2 separate regions of the Mus musculus genome follow, and region 1 is linked to region 2. Evidence: chromatin loops called from intact Hi-C (ENCODE). Cell type or tissue: left cerebral cortex. All regions are shown on one strand. Each heading gives the region's core, and the rest is flanking DNA. Links, peaks and the distances in the headings are about the cores only.

The links. A loop is a pair of places that touch in the nucleus more often than their neighbours do. Peaks named below come from ENCODE experiments on the same cell type or tissue, not always from the same donor. Only the 100,000 strongest peaks of a DNase experiment are listed, where the experiment ranks them.
Region 1: it touches region 2 in a loop (5-fold over the local background); 5 of 42 quality-filtered maps call a loop at or near these places.

What each region holds. Positions count from the first base shown.
Region 1 is chr9:83,320,601-83,328,826 of GRCm38, reverse strand. Gm46122 (a long non-coding RNA gene) reads right to left here. Exons shown (of 2, transcript XR_001779247.2): 2 at 27-4,714. Among named protein-coding and RNA genes, the nearest start is that of Gm46122, 8.0 kb to the right of the region's middle. In left cerebral cortex, for the core only: no CTCF peak of the experiment used is centred there; DNase peaks (open chromatin) are centred at 2,151, 2,619, 3,070, 3,358 and 1 more place; H3K27ac peaks cover 2,249 bases.
Region 2 is chr9:82,971,482-82,979,707 of GRCm38, reverse strand. Phip (pleckstrin homology domain interacting protein) reads left to right here and starts at 4,219. Exons shown (of 40, transcript NM_001081216.1): 1 at 4,219-4,456; 2 at 4,562-4,620; 3 at 4,752-4,781; 4 at 4,975-5,034. The coding sequence starts at 4,417. In left cerebral cortex, for the core only: a CTCF peak has its summit at 3,722; DNase peaks (open chromatin) are centred at 3,894, 4,197, 5,094, 5,397 and 2 more places; H3K4me3 peaks cover 2,950 bases; H3K27ac peaks cover 2,750 bases.

The DNA of each region.
Region 1 (8,226 bases), core at 1,503-5,502, 350 kb before region 2:
TCACAGTCGGAATTCTTTAAAGACAATTTTGAAAAAAAAATGTTCTAGTTTATTTTTTATTTAGTTTCATTGCAGATACTTCTTGACCACCTGGTGTGCTGGAGTAAAGTGCCAGGACCAGAAGAATAAAGCTTGAGTGTTTCATGGCATCACTTGGAGACATGAGGCCCCTGGTGCTCCTCCAGGCATAAAACACGGGCCAGGGCGCACACACCACTCCCACCCTTCTCCAGCCGCCGAATCAGTGTGAGATGGGGAGAGAGCAGATGTTATTTTACTACTTTGTTTCCACCAGTTGTCAGACAATACTCTCTGAAACCGTTTCTCATGGCAGACAGCTTAGTAGCCACAACAGACTTTTCAAACTCTATAATTTTATCAATTCGCTCTTTTTTTAGTACTCAAACTCTGTTCAAATCATAAGTCTTGGCAAGCAAAATTACTAGAAACACATGGAGTCCGAGAGTAATCGAACTCAGGAGTATCAACGGCATTTGTAAAAGTGTAATTATAATATATATATATGTATATATGTATATACATATATATATATTATAATGCATATATAATCGAACTCAGGAGTATCAACGGCATTTGTAAAAGTGTAATTACATATACATATACATACACACACACATATACAAAACAAAATTACATATTATATAGTTATATAAAATAAAATTTGTTTGTGTGAGTGTGTGTGTGTACATGAAAATGTGCGAGTGTGAGGCGCTCAGGCCTGAATTCCGGAGTCTGGCTCTGGTGGAGAGCAATAGAAGTCCAGAGGTGACGGGCAGCAGAGGAGAGTCACATCCATGGGCCCCTCTGCTCGCACCTTGCACACCTTGCTCAGCCTCCCATTGCAGACTTGCTGCTCCCAGTCTGTCCTAGAGTTTATGACCTAACATGGCAACTAAGAAGGAAAGGGGAGGAAAATCAAACAGCCAAGCCACTTTCAGAACAATAGATGAGCAACTAACAAATAACGTATTTTCTGACGGAAATTGAATTGTCAAGTTAAGAATGAGTTTTGTGTCCTCCTGTGGAAGTCAAGAAGAGAGACAGACACTAATTAAAATTCTAATGCATGCAGAAGTTAGTGAAATGGTAAAGTGAAACCCACTGAGATTTTCCCAGTCCCCTAAATCTTCCCATTTTCACCTGTCTTTCTTGTTGTTCAAGAGATATTTAAACGCAGACCACAGCCCCGTGTCATTATATTTCCATCTGTGCTTCTATGTGCATCTCTTTAAAATCAATAAAGTTTGCCTAATAATTACTCTACTACATTAGTATATTTCTAAATAACAATTCACTATTTAAAAGAAAATATATGAGGTAGGGCACTCATGAGATCCAGGTTATCCTCAGCTACTTATATATATAGAATTTGAGACTAGCTTGGAATAAATAAGATCCCAAGATTCTGCCCCTCCCCCAAAAGAAAATAGTTCCTATTTTGATAGCACCCATATACATATCATACTAAAAGTAGATAAATTTAGTATCTATATCCATATAAAATAAAATACTTATTAAAAGATAAAAAAGACGTAAAACTAAACTTGAAGTAAAAATAAGACAGCAAATTAAGCCATCGACAAAAGCATTAAGTACCAATATCCCCTGGAGGTCTTAGTCTGACTTTACATTCAACCAATTGCTTCACTAGGGCTCAGCCAGCAGAAAACCCTGCCAGTCACAAGATTCAGTGTCTATAAAGGAGAAATAGCATCAGTTCTCTGGAGAACATAGCTTTCCCTGTCCCTAAAGTCTGTGTGGAATATCTCCTTGATATCTTCATGAAGACAGTGTGAGATTTATTAGACAATACACTTTCAAAATCCCCACAATAAATACAAAAGCCATTTTATGCTGCTCCAGTTAGCATGCCCCAGTGGTGGGATACAGCAGAGAGCCGTGGTTTGGTTCAGTAAAAGTCCTCGGGTAGGGCCAGAGCCTCCCCTCACATCCACCTGCCTGCCACCCTCCCAAGACAGAGCATAAAGCCCGTTCATTTCAGATAAGCGTTTAATCTGCCTTGCAGACTCCCTGCATCCCAATTCCCCCATTAATAACACAGTCCTAATTTTAAAAACTAAAATCCAGCTGTTACTACTTTTAAGTGCTGTTATCCATCGCAACTCAGCATGACACCGAATGTGTCTTCCACATTCATTCATCATTCTTGAATTTGGCCCAGACACTGGATTTTCTTTCCCCGTTGTTCAGGAAGGGTGCAAATGCCAAAAGCAATCAATCTATGCAGCAAATCAGTGTGAACAGCTATCAGGGGGAAGGACTAACCCTGAAGCAATTCTCTTTTTCTTTTCTTTTCTTTCTTTTTTCCTTCCTTTCTTTCTTTCTTCTTCCTTTTTTAAAAATAGCAGCTGAGTTTGTCTTTGGATCTAATAACTACAATACCCATGAACTAAAGGGTGGCATCTCTCTTCAGTTTAAACACACACACACACACACACACACACACACACACACACACACACACACACACACACACACACACCTCTTCCCCACAGCTAGCTTTGCGGAGTTCCCAAGCTGCAGGAACAGCTTGAGGCTGGGGGCGGTGTTCCTACTCTGTCATTGGTGATGCGGGCTGGGCAGCCCAGGCATCTCTCTCCCTCTGTGCTGCGGCATGGATCCTCCTTAAGTACTTGGCTTCCCAGCATCCTGCTACCTACTGAGGCTATCTGTGGAGGTGCAAAAAATGCAATTTCTTTGTGTCCTCTGTGAGTGTGACATAGCTCATCACGTTTTTAAAGATTTCCTCTTGGCTTCTGCTAACAGCCTTTGCTAGCTTCCTGCGGTTCTGCTTAGCACAGGCCTAAATAAACCTGTTTGATGTTGCAATCTCTCAGGAGTCCAACCAGAAAGCATCCTGAAATCATATATTTATGTGCGCTGACAGCAAGGAACAATAAAAAAATAAAAAATCGGAGTACATAAATAATTTCTTATGAAATGTAAGAAAAGGAATGAAAAGAAGACAAAAATATTTGGGGGAAATTTGAACATACCCACAGTGGTAAAATATGTCCTATTCACACATCGCAGGCTTTCCCGGGTAGAACATTCTCGTTTTAAACCCCCAGCAACAGCTCCAAGAAACAGCTCTTTGAAAATTCTGTTTCAAGGAAGCATCCTTGTATGCCTTTAAGATTTTTGCCTTCTGAAAATTATTGCAAACAGCATGAAAAACACCAGTTCAGGAAACAGCATCAAGGTAATGGATGACCTTTTAAAATAGGGGGATAAAAATATTCAGGAAATACTATGCTCAAGTCACTAATGTTAACACTTAGATAAAAATTATTCCCTGTAGGCAAGAAAGTAGGCAAGATGCCTGCAGTGTAACACATAAAATAAGAATGTCAGGGAAATAAACTTAGGCAAGCCTGTAGCAGTTCTTGATCACTTTAGAAAGCTATTGGAGAGGCATCCAGGGGGTAGAGAAAGGCTGGAAACATGATACATACGCTGGAAATATCAGCTCACCTTTATCTTCCGGTAGACCACAGAGAATTTTGCTTTTAGCCTAGGATATTTAGATTTATTCTATTTTCTGGATTACTTTGGAAAAAATGTTAATTTTTGCTTTGCCACAAATTAACTCTTCCAGACACACTCATTCAGCTTTACTTTTGGGTTTATATTTATAATTAAATACATCACGAGTATGCCAAGTACAGTCTTTAATTTGAAGTCTTCACATTGAAATACCTAGTGTTGTCTTACTTTCCCGTTTTTTCTTATTTATTTGCTTGCTAAATTCCAAACCACAAATTATACCTGCTTCACGGTGACCCCGTCTTGATTGAGGGCCTTGTGTTCATACCGTGTTCAGTACCTGTAGACTTATAGTGCAATCAAGGAACTCACAGTGACATTTAAAAAAATTAAACTGGAGGTTAAAATTTGGATAGTTGTTTGGAAAAATTCAAACTCCAATGTTTAAAAACAGGAAGGATTTGGGATTTAGAGGCCATTCTATATAGAAAAGTGTGTCATAAAACCCCTCAGTCAACATGGGAGAGCTCATGTGGAATGAATTCTTGCAGAGGCGTGTAGAAGTCATTTTCCTTTGCTTATGGTGGATTACAAAAGCTATCCTTATGGCAAAACCCAGTGTAAGGTCTGGAAGGTGTTGTGTCTGCAATGCCCCGTTTAGTGCCACTGGGGGAAAGAGGGGGCCATTTACTCAAAGACTCCATCAAAACCACAGCCAAAGAAACCAGCCACTGAGATCAGAGTACAAGAGGAGCAAACTCCAGGAAGCTGTGGTTATGATTAAAGTTTCGTAATAAGCTGTTCCACACTGCTTTAGAAGTTACATTGTTTCAAGTACCCCACTCTTGAAGCACCGAGCACCCTTCTGGAACTCACCCATTTCTCCATCCACCATAGCTGAAAGTCTTTTCCCCTCTAATTAAGGGCTTCCAATTCTTAATTGCCTAAATCTCTCTGGGGAAGTCTCAATTCACAAATCACAGATTGATTTGTTTGTGGTGGGACAAAGTCACTGCTTTTCCCTGTAGTCTTAAATTCTCGTCTAAATACCTGTAAGAATCTATGATTGGGGTCATTCTTTATATAAAGTAGTAGTATATTACAAGCGGGGGATTCTTAATGGCTTAATCCATATTTAGACTCACCATAGGCACCGAATCCCAAGTTTTATAATCAGGCTGCAATACTGGAATAAAAAGAGGGATGGGGATTAGAGAAAATCCTTTAATTCCCTACATGATATTCTAATTTGAAGTAATAAATGAAAGTGAATATTCACTTATTATTAAAAAAAACGTAATCCTTTATAGTTTTTGCAGGATTCACAGAGTTCTGAATATACTGGGAAACTAGTTTTCACATAGCATGTCCTAGGACTTCATGGCCAACAAAATATCTTCATTAAATCGAGAACAATGACCCCCAACTGCTTCATCATAAGTATATTCTGGTGTTGATGTTGACATTGTTTGACGTATGTGGACTGGTTTATCTTACAAAGAAGTGATTGGTTTTTCTGCCACTTCCCCAGCCAATTGATGTCAAGCACATTATGTTATTTTAATTATTATTAATATGAGTAGCAAGACATAGAATTATTATTTCAAATACTGGGCACCATGATAGGAAAACAGAAATTGAGAATACTTTTTTTGAGGCAGGATGTCTAAGTACGGTAGTGGTTATTTGAACATCAGCTACATAGCCTGGTAAGTGTTACTCATTGAAACGGTAAGAAATTATTTATGAACTTCTATTAGTTGATATCATTAGGGCATTGTTTTTAAACTTTACTATTTGGGGTCCTGTAGTTCTTAAAAATAAATAAAATGATCCGAGCTAAATAGCTTAGAAACCACAACTGATGTCAAGTGCTTTAATGCTAACATTTACAGATGTGTGCACATGTTGTGTGAGAGTCATCGAAACTTGCCATGTGCTCTTTCATTCATTCATTCCTTTGTTTCTTCCCACAATCAACTGATACAGAATCTCCCAGCAAGGAGCATCCCTTAGAGAGCTCAGCTCCCAGGTTTCTGTTGTGGCTCTCCATCTGAAAATGCCTGTGACTCATGCTATCTTCTCCCCAAGGGGCAGTCCAGCTGCCCATTTCTACCATGTGATCAAGACACTGGATGTACCAGGATCCCAAGGGACCTCCTCTACTCCAGACATTCCCATCTAATCAGTATGAAAAAACGTCCATCGGAGTAAATGCCACTTTAATTATAAGCTTGCTTCGACTGGATTAGATTCAAAATAAGCACGTTTGTGACAAAAATTAGATCGGAGAAGCAAAATTAGTAATAGAGCTACTGGGACAAGAGTCCATTTTTATTTTACGATGAAGTGGTTTTCATTTCTAATTCTCACTTTAATATGTAGGCCATTATCCAAAGCACACATTGATTCGCAAGTAATTCAGTTTCCTTTTCTGGGACTTGAGGTCTACTGTCTCTCTCTCTCTCTCTCTCTCTCTCTCCATTTCAAGGCACATGAAATTTGGATGCAAGAGAGCTACAGAGGATAAGAAGTATCAGCAGATGCTTTTGTCAGACATGGTTTCAAGTTCTGACTAGGACACTTTTTAGCAAATCAACCCAGGTGCCATATTTATTTCTTTATGCTTGACCTCTTCAGCCCTAGGATAGCAAGTGATAATACTTATTTCTTAGAGGGTGACTTTAAGGTTACATGAGCAAGTGTCCGTAATGCCTTTGGCAGATGGACTGGTAAATATAGTAATATTACCAAAGAAGTTTTAGTTATTGAAATGAAAAGGAGGATGCTTGCTAGATTCATGTATAAAGCCTGAATGCAGAAGACCAAGCTTGTACTCTAGGCTTGGCTTTGTCAGAACTGTGAGACCTGAAAGAGGCTGTTTTGCCTTTGTGTTGTCTTACATAGGAATAAAAAGACCCATATGACAGGCATGGTTCCGAGGTGCCCTGTCGACTAAATATAAGCTTCTTCTAAAAGATTACCTCATATCTACTTATATATGTGGAATAAAGTAACCAGGAAATTTTTCTCTGAGATGCCCTGATAGTAATTACTGGAACAATTATTACATAAAGATTCTCAGTGGCATCTGTTTTTTTGGCCCTGTGGTTGGGAACATCTCTTATAAAAACCATCCAAGTTATAAGGAAGCAGACTCCTTACTGCTGGTAAGGGGCTGTGTGACTAGAACAGGCAGAGCTATAAACATGTCTTTGTTCTGTACATTCATATGACAGATTTAGCTATACCAAGAGGCCAGCCAGTACAGCAGGCCCTAGGCTTGTAATAGGCTCTAAACCACAGCAGTCTGTTGCTGATAATGTGGAAGAACCAAATACCTCAGATGTTCTAAAAATGAGACTTCCTTTTCTAGTCAGAGATAAAAATACTGTCTAGAAAGCAGCTGCATTATAGTAGGACACACAAAAGAGAGTACAGGTGGTTAATTTTATGTCACAATATGACAGAGTTAAAGTAAAGCTACTTTTTGATACCCATGAGGCTATGTCTATAAGGTACTCGTGTGTGTGTGTGTGTGTGTGTGTGTGTGTGTATGTATGAGATTATACTTGTGAGGGTCTGTGTGTGCTTGTAAGTAGATGAGTGCATGTGTGCTTATGAGTGTATGCACGTGTATATGAGAGCATACTTATGAAACTTTGGGGGAAATGGAGAAAGGGAAAGAGGGATAGGGAGGAGGCAGGAAGGGAGAGAGAGAGAAACTGAAATATTGCCCGTGAGGCCATGTCTATGAGTCCTTCAGTGATTTGTCTAGAAGGCACTAGCACTTGAGTTAGTGAGCTGCAGACCTTTTCTATCAGGCAGCAACATCAAATCCACCGATGGCCTTAATAGAACAGGAACGTCATAAGGGAACAACATTTTCCTCATTTCCATCTGAAGTTCCCCTGAGAGCTCCGAGCCTCTGACCTTCGGATACCACAACTCACATCAGCTCCTACCATTGCATTGACAACCCTGGGTCTCTAGCCTATGGATAGTGTATTTTGGCACCTTTTGACCTCTCTCACCACACAGAACAGTGCCCTAAACACACCTCCTTCTGCAGGTTTACCTTCCCTATGTGTTCTGTCCACTTGGAGACCCATATAGAGGCAGACACGTGCTAGCAGGCCTTTGTGACAGTTTTTATTACTGCCCTTAATTGTTTGCTTCTCCCCTTGCAGGTTTCATGTTTACCTCCTTCCTGGGTGGCAGGTTTAGTCAAGCAACATTGTTTGCCCAAGGAAACACGAGCAGTGTGCTCTGACCAGCAGAGCACCTTTAAAGGATTGACTCCACAGCTGCCTCTGTGGAGGTCTGAAGTTTGTGATGGGCACTGGGCTTAACCGGCCTCTTGCTGATGAGACAGCGATGCAGTATTTTATGGTGTATTAGTTTGCATTCCATACAAATATGCACACACACAAACACTCATGGGCATGCTCACACACATGCACACACATATATAGATCCTCTGAATATATTTACTTCTCTAGACGGTTGGGTAATTCCTGTCTTTTGTTATCTTCTGTGAGATAATTCAGCTTCTTAATGCAGCTGGAAAATGTTGTGCAAATGATACTGTAGTGCATGAAAGGACTTCATCAACTTCTAATTAGAAACTGAATCACTGTGTGAATAGCATGATACAATAGCCTGGTTTTAGTAACGTACAACAGAAATTGGTTTAGG
Region 2 (8,226 bases), core at 1,420-5,419:
GCATCCTCCTCTCCATCCACCTTCCTTTTCCAGTGTTCTCTCTGAGTCCAGCCCCCTCCCTGTCCATCAAACACCTTGCTAGGATAATACATGCCTGCAGACTTCTGTATGTGTTCTCTCCTCTGGAACAGCCTTTTTCTAAGTCATCTACTGTGCTGCTCTGGATCTGGGAGGAATATGTTCTAAAACTGTTTTTCTTCTGTAATATCTAACTGTACTGTTAAAGTCATAAAGTGGTTTTAAACAATGTATATGGATTTATCCATGAAAGTATGTATTTCTTTTACAAACTAACATGCAACAATTGTAAACTACAGGGGTTACTTAATTAGGAGGAAAAAAAAGCTTGAATAAATTACTAACATTAAAATAAGAAAGGGAACATACGATTATTGGAATTTAGCTAATATTTGTTACAGATTATAAGAAAATGTACTACAATTTATGGGAAAAGTTTTCAGTGATCTCGTAAGGGGGAATCATTAAATAAAATTAAATAGCAAAACCAAAACACCCCCCCCAACCCAAACAAACCAACAACAAACATGTTATCAAATGATGGAGTGGTTTACTAAAGTACATTGACCCTGTTCTTTCTGAAGGTATCAAAACACTATAGCTGCTCATGAGATTCAGATTTGATAGTCACGGGTTGAAGAGACAATAGGGGGTGAGAAGAAACAGATTGGCATGGCAGAAGACGCAGAAGTGGAGAGCATGCCACAGCAGTGTGGATGAGCAGAATATGCCCCCCAAAGGCCCTTATGGTAGCATGCTACATTTTGTTCCTCAGGGCAAATAAATAGGTTTCTGCTTTATTTCACTGAGTGAAACTTTTTGCTCTGAAAGTAGCAAATGGGCAGAGAATATATAGCTGAATTGTAGTTGGCTGGCACAGCAGGAGCAAGAAAACCTGGGTTCACTGCTCAGCCTTACAAAGTATCAAAACAAAACAAAACAAAACAATGTAATTGCTCACCTAAACCTCATAAGGGTAACATAATACCAGTCCAGAACCATGACTTACAGATAAGGTCAGCCCGGAATCCAGTTTTAGCTTTGTGTCAGACACCATACTATAGGAGAGAAATCAAATTTTATAAAAGTAGTAGAACTTTAAAGTTTATAATTAGTGTCCATCTTATTCTAGAGAAGACGTAAATGGCAGAGTTGATCCAGTATGGAATTTCACAGAAACTTGGAAAAAGTTTATAATCCTTCTAAAGAGACTATCAGATAAAAATTAGTTTTTGCTTTCAAGAGTTCTTTTCTTCTTTGATTTTGTTTGTTTGTTTACTTGTTTGTTTTCTGTTTTTTTTAGCTTCTTAATTAAAATGCACTGAGAAGTACTTTTTAATGGTATTTTTTGGAGTACATAAAAACCATAAAGGACTAGAAAGGGGTATGGATTGAATTTAAACTGTCTTTATAGAGAAACAAATCAACTGTGGGAAGAACTATGCACACCTCTGCTTTGGGAACAAAATACAGGATTTCTAAACAAGAACTTGTATTTGATAAGCATAGACATTTTGCATACACATGCACAATAAACGACTTAGCAATCTCAGTTAACCGAAATATTCTATGCTTGATGTTAAAGAAAGCGAAGTGATTTGGTTTTGTTTTTTTCAAAAGATAAAAGTCAAAAGAATGGACTTAGCAAGATGCAATTTAACAACTAGGGCTAAAAACAACACATTTTTTGGACTGAAAGAATTAGAGAAATCCTAATTTTTGTCAAGCACTCTTTATATTTTACGAAAAACAACCATAGGAATTAATTTAAAGGCAAGCTTACAACTGTTTTCAAAAGAAACTAAAAACATTGTCAAAGTTAGCCAAAATGTTAGTAATGACATGTTTAGAAGGAAGCAGGCTTTCCTTAAACAGTTTTTTATTTTTGTTTTCAGTCTCAAGAAAAAGCTCCCATGGCTTCTGCATGGAAAACATACATGGTATCATGCTAGCCTCCCATGTCTCCTAACACCTACAAAACTTTATCCAGATACAGTTTACATTACTTGCCAAAATTTGATTTTTACCTCTCAAGGGCAAAACATCTAAGAGGAAGAATTAGATTAGTGTTGCGTGCAGAACCAGCAAGCCTCAAGTAGAATTTTTAGTTCTCAAAATCTGTTCATTTAAAGACCTTCTCAATGAAGTACCTAAATTATTTGAAGGACATAATGCATTTTAAAAAGTTAAGATAAAACAACATTAGTCACATAAATAAATACAATTGCAAAGGCATATAAAATATGTTTTATGCCTAATTATTCAGAAGCAGGCTACTTTACCTAACATTGTAAGACTAGGATTACACGTTTTAAAAATGCAAACATGTCCAGATTCTGAGGCTAGCCACACCAGTTTAGGGGCAGATCTTATAATACTGTAGCATTAGGACCAATCGGGGTAACCTCTTATTTTTATTGAGTTACAAAAGGCAATTTTACATCCATGATTCCAAAGGGGGTTGAGACGGTTTCCTCGTGCTCACATGTGTGAGAATGTCTGGTGTTTTAGTGCTCTTGCAGTACAGCCTAAGGCGGCTGCAGCATTTCCCACTAGGAAGGCAGGGAGCTAGGAGGGTGCAGGGCTTGAGGAAACAATCCCGGAAAACCACAATCCAGCTTCTTGGTCCTTACCTCACAAATTACCTTTTAAAATCAGACCCATAAAATGCAGCTTATTATCTAAGAAATTCAAAGAGGATCTTTTGTTAAGGATTAACAAAAGAATGACTAGCCTAATTCTCTTTAAAAGGCCAACCTTTAAAAAAATTGAACTCTCAAAGTCTTTTTGGAAAGTGCTTAATTCATCTGGAGATAAATATCACTCGGTGTCCTTGTTTTTTAACAAACGGCCTTTTCCATTGTTTCCATTAATTTCACCCATATTCGTTTTAAAAATAACAAGGCCCCTATCCTCATCAGCAAAACACAGATGAACGATGTATCATATAAAACCAGTAATTACATTAGGATTTACGAAAAGATTTTTGTTTCTGCTTTTCGCCAGTTTTTAAGAAGTCTTCCCGTGATTAACTGTAAACAGGAATGGTTTACACCGTAAATTAGAAGCCATTAATTAGCATGACGAAGTCAACTGCAAGATACACAGATAATTTAAATTATTTAATCACTAATCACCTTTGCTAAACTGTAATATACTCTTTCAATAACCTTCGGTAGGTTATCGACCGTGTCAGTAATTTACCTCCATATCAGTTAGAGATAAGTATTAGCTAGCGCCCTTTCCTTTCCTTCAGGTTTATATTAGCCCTTCTTGTAAACACTTTAAAAAGCTTTAAGGTTCTTCACTTCCAAATCCCTAATTAGCCATCACTAGCCTTTTTGTAATAAGTGGGGGAAAAGATGAGCTGAAGTACAAATCTGGAGTTCCTCTTGCCCGTTTATCAAAACAAAAACATTTTTTTTTTTTAAACGAACGCTTCAGGCGATGGTAGTAATAAAAGAAATATGCAGAGGTGGCTTCGGGGAATAACGGGTTTGCAGAACGCAAGTGGCTCAAAAAAAAAAAAAAAAAAAAAAAAGCCCGAACCTCTATTGCAACCCACGGCACTCCAATAAATTACACAACACTTGCCCAGGCTGCAGAAATATCGCAGGACAAGACTTACACGGATGCCAATCCGCAGCATTTATACACATGCACATGGCAAGACTGAAAGCAAACACTAGCGTTCAAGTCGGGCAGGGCAGCGCGATCCCGACTTGGCCCAGCTTGAGAGTGCTCGCTGAGAGTCTCTGTGCGTGCGTGAGAGTGAGCCCAGTCCTCCCGGCATTTCCCCTCTTTGAGCAGTTTTGCTTCATTTGTTTCCTATTTCTGCTACATAGAAACTAACTTCCATCTCAACCCAGCCAGCGCCGCTGAATAGAGCCTGTGCTGCGGCTCCGTGTGCGTCAGATCCCTCCGCGCAGCCGTGCCGGCCCCCTCCTCCCCTCCCTCCCTTTCTCCCTCCCGCCCGCGGCCTCTTTAGAGAAAGCGCCCGCCAGGCAGCCCGCCGCTTCGGCTCCGACATCTCCTCGCGCTGGAAATAAATAAATAAGTGGCGGCCCAGGGCGCGCGGAGCGACGACCGCGCGGGCGCGGGCCTAGGCCGAGGCACTCCTTTTCCCGCGGGGGGCGGGGGCGGCGAGTGCGGGGCCGCGAAGGCGCGGACTCCTTTCTGCGGCGGAGGGATCCCGGCGGAGGCGGCCGCAGCCGGGGCCGCTGCCTGAGAGTTGTTGTTTCCTCCTCCTCCTCCGCCTCCGCCGCCGTTGCTTGAATGGTGGAGCCGAGGCTCGGCTCGTGAGCACACACTGACAGCTACAGGGCAGGCGGCGGCACCGTCCCCGCGTCCCCTCGGCGGCGGGGTGTCCCGCCGGCGGCCCCGAAGTGACCCGCAAACATGTCTCGTGAGAGGAAAGGCCTCTCGGAGCTGCGATCGGGTAAGTCGGGCGCTGCGGGGCCGCCGCGCCGGGCGGACTCGCCCGCGGGCCCCCGCCCCCCGCGGCCGCTCAGCCCGTGTCTCCCCGTCCTTCTCTCCCGCGCAGAGCTCTACTTCCTCATCGCCCGGTTCCTGGAAGATGGACCCTGTCAGCAGGCGGCTCAGGTAGGCGGCGCGCGGCGCGGGGACGGGCGGGCGCTCGCGGTGGCCGCCCGCGGGCGTGGGGGAGGGCGGCGGCGGCGGCGGGGCCGCGGCCCGGGGCGCGGGGGCTCAGCGTCCCCGCTTTGTTGTTGCAGGTGCTGATCCGCGAAGTGGCCGAGAAGGAGGTAAGGGCGCGGCGGCCCGGCGCCGTCCCGCCGCCGCACGGCCTCCCCCGGGCCGCTGCGCAAGCTCGGGCGTCCGGCGGGGCGCGGGACGCGGGGCGCGGGGGGTCCCCGGCGGGGCGCGGGGCGGACTGGGGAGGGGAGCGGCGTCGGTCCGGGCCGGGGGCCGCGCTCACCGGGCGTCCTGTCCCCGCAGCTGCTGCCCCGGCGCACCGACTGGACCGGGAAGGAGCACCCCAGGACCTACCAGAATCTGGTGAGACATTCCTAGCGCACTGCAAAGAAACTTTTCCCCGAGTCGAATAAAAATTGAATTTCCCGCAATTTTTTACAGAGACAAAAACTTGGCCCCAGAACGGGAAAAGCTGCAAAGGCCACGGGGAGGGTTGGGAGGCCGGAGCGGGGGCTGCGGGGGGCGGCAGCCGGGGGTGCGGGCGCCCCGGGGCCGCGGGGTCCGCGGACAATTTATTTGTGATATTTTGTTAATGTGCTAGAAATAAAGATACGTCATGAGTGTTGTGCAGTGCAAGGCCAGAGGAGGAGGGGCCGGCGCGCGTATCCGCGCGGGGGCGCGCGCGCGGCGGCGGCGGCAGCGGGAGCGGCGCAAGCCTGGAGAGCGCGCTCGCCAGCTCCTTGCTTGCTCTGCACGCGCGGCCGGCTCAGCTTTCTCCAGCTCCACACAATAGCTGGTGACTAACTGCTCCGAAGTGGCATTAGCATTTCACAAGAAGGCCTTTGAGCCGCGGAGGAACCTTGGCAAGATTTTTTAAAATTTTTTTTCCCCCTTCTCCTCTGTCTTTTGTTTTCTGTAGATTCAGACCCAGATTTTTAATTTTATTTTTTTTTAATCTTTGTTTGGTTGGAGGCGTTCAGATAGATATGGTAGTCACCCAGCGGCACATTGTGCATTATACAAACAGATCTGCCGAAGTATAAACCTGGAAGTTTTAATAGGCGTTTTCCAATTTTGCAGATTCTTGGGGGATATTACCTTCTTTTATTAAAAGTCATTTATAGAGGTCATTGAAGAATTGTGGGTTTTATCTGCATAGTTGCCGTGGGGTGGACCTTGGCTTTTAAGTTTTTGTTTATATTGAGATGTTTTTCTTTAATTGATTGAAAAACAATGTTTTTATAGTTGGTGAGTTTTCAAAGGCAATAATTTACAAACAGTTGCTTTCCATACGTGGAGCTGACACGAGTATGGTGAATGGTAAGGTTCTCTTAGTTTACTTGAGTAAAGGAGCTGCAGGTTTCACAGCCTCTTCTTTGCCTAAGAGAAGTTGATACAGTTGTTTGTGTGAGTGTGCTGCATAGTCAGTCTCACCAGGGCCCATTGAGCAGTTGAAATTTAGGCAGTGCACTGACAACAATGTTTGAGATCAGTTTCTGACTCTTCGAGGTAGTTGTGATTACTAGTGCTTTCAGGGCTGTAGGGTTAGGCAGTTTTAGTAGTTCAGAATGAGTGTCTCTGAGGGCATGGCATGATTGTGATAGCTTTTGCTTGGTTTTGAATATGAGTCGCATAGCTTTCGTGTGTGCATTTTATGATTTAATATAAACCACTGGTTACCGTGTGACTGTTAAGGCCGTAGAAACCTAGTGGAGGGTGTTTTCGTTTCCATGCTTCCAAGTTAATTTTCAATATCGAATTAGGGAAGTTCAGTCAGTTACTTGGTCCAAAGTGATTGAAATTTGAACTAAACTCCCGGGTTTACTATTTGCAGTATTGGTAATTTTTACATTTATGCTTTTTACACAAATCTTCAGTGTATTTCCATGCCTTTCTGGCTGTTTAAGAAGAAAACAACTCTAAAAATACTGTTACAATGATACAGCTTTTTTTTTTAAACCACACTCATCTTTTCCTTTCTTTAAATATCCCACAAATCCCAAGTCATTGAAAATGAAAGTCTTGTTAACTTAAGAATCTTTAAGTAATGCTATGTTTTTTTGAACTAAGCAACTAATAGTGTTTTTGACCAAATAAATGCTGGGAATGGTTAATCAGTGTAGGAATATCACTTTGTTTACTGAAATTAATTTTAGAGGTGGTTCATAGGCCCAAATAGTAATAAAATGAAGTATTTGTAGTCAGTTTTTCAAACTTCATAAATTGTGGTTGTCTGTATGTTATTTATCAAAAGCCACCTGTTTTGCTTGAAGGTGATTTTTCTTGTGAAGAGGTTTTTACCTCAGCAGTTAACGATGGCTTTACTCTAAAGACAGGTAAAATTCTCACTGGAACTTGTGTTTGGTTCCTGCCCTCTTATTTACTCAGCATAGAACTGCACTGGACACAGGGCACCCTTTGAAATGCTTTCACACCCAGTAAGCTGTATGCTGAGGTGTGGGAGAGTATGGGTTGACTTTATGTCACTTTAATTTTGATTTTAGGTAGCTTTAAAACATTTTGATTGTCATGTTTTTGAGCATATTGGTACATATGAAAAATTTGTTTTGGTAAATACATGCATAGTTGCTTAAGTATTCTGTGTCTTAATTCAGTTTCATGACTTAAAAGTTTTTCTTTTTGTACATCAAATTGAATTAACAAGAATTAATTTAAAATTATTTGGTGACTAAAAATGTAGTTTCAACTTCTACTTGAAAATGGTTTGGAGTATTAACTGATAAACTGGATAGTAATATGAGCAGAAAGATACATGTGAAATTGGAATTTTCTAGAAAATCTTTAGGAAAGAGAAATGTTTGTACTTAATGAGTTTAAAAATAATATCAACATTGATAGCTTCTAAATAGAATTCCAATGTCATTCAGTTTTGGCCTAGAGGAAAATGGAGTGTTTAGTGCAGTTTTGAAAGTTTTGTAAGTTAGAAAAGTAAAATTGACACATTTATTTAATATATGATTGAAAAAGGGAATTCTTAACAAGCTGAAAATTTTGTGTTTGGTATTAAGAATGTGATGAATTATTAACTGTGGGAATACTTAAAACATTCTTGTAAAAGTGAATGGAATTTGATGGGATAATTGTTTTTGGCACGATTTAAGTTTATTCAGACTTTATTTGTTAACCTAGTTTTTTTTTTTTTTTTTTTTTAAAGTAAAGGACATTTTTCAAATATTCGCCAGATCTCTTTTAGATGAAGCCAGGTATTAGGCCAAAAAAGTTTCTTGGTTTTTAAATTTTATTTATTTATTTTATTTTTGGGTAGCCTGGCCTTGAACTGTGTGTAGCTGAGACTGACCTTGGTTCTTCTGGTGTTCTTGGTTCCACCCCCAGAGTCCTGATTACAGAATGTTTTATGCAGTGTGGGATGTGAACCCAGCAGCTCTGTGCATGCTTTGATGATGAGCAAGCACTTCACAGTGAGCTAGCTACGTATTCACTCCAACCAAATTGTTGCAGATTAACAAGGTTTTTGGACAGTATTTTCAGTTTTTTAAAATGGGATTTCACTCATCCTAGGGTGGTCTGGAACCT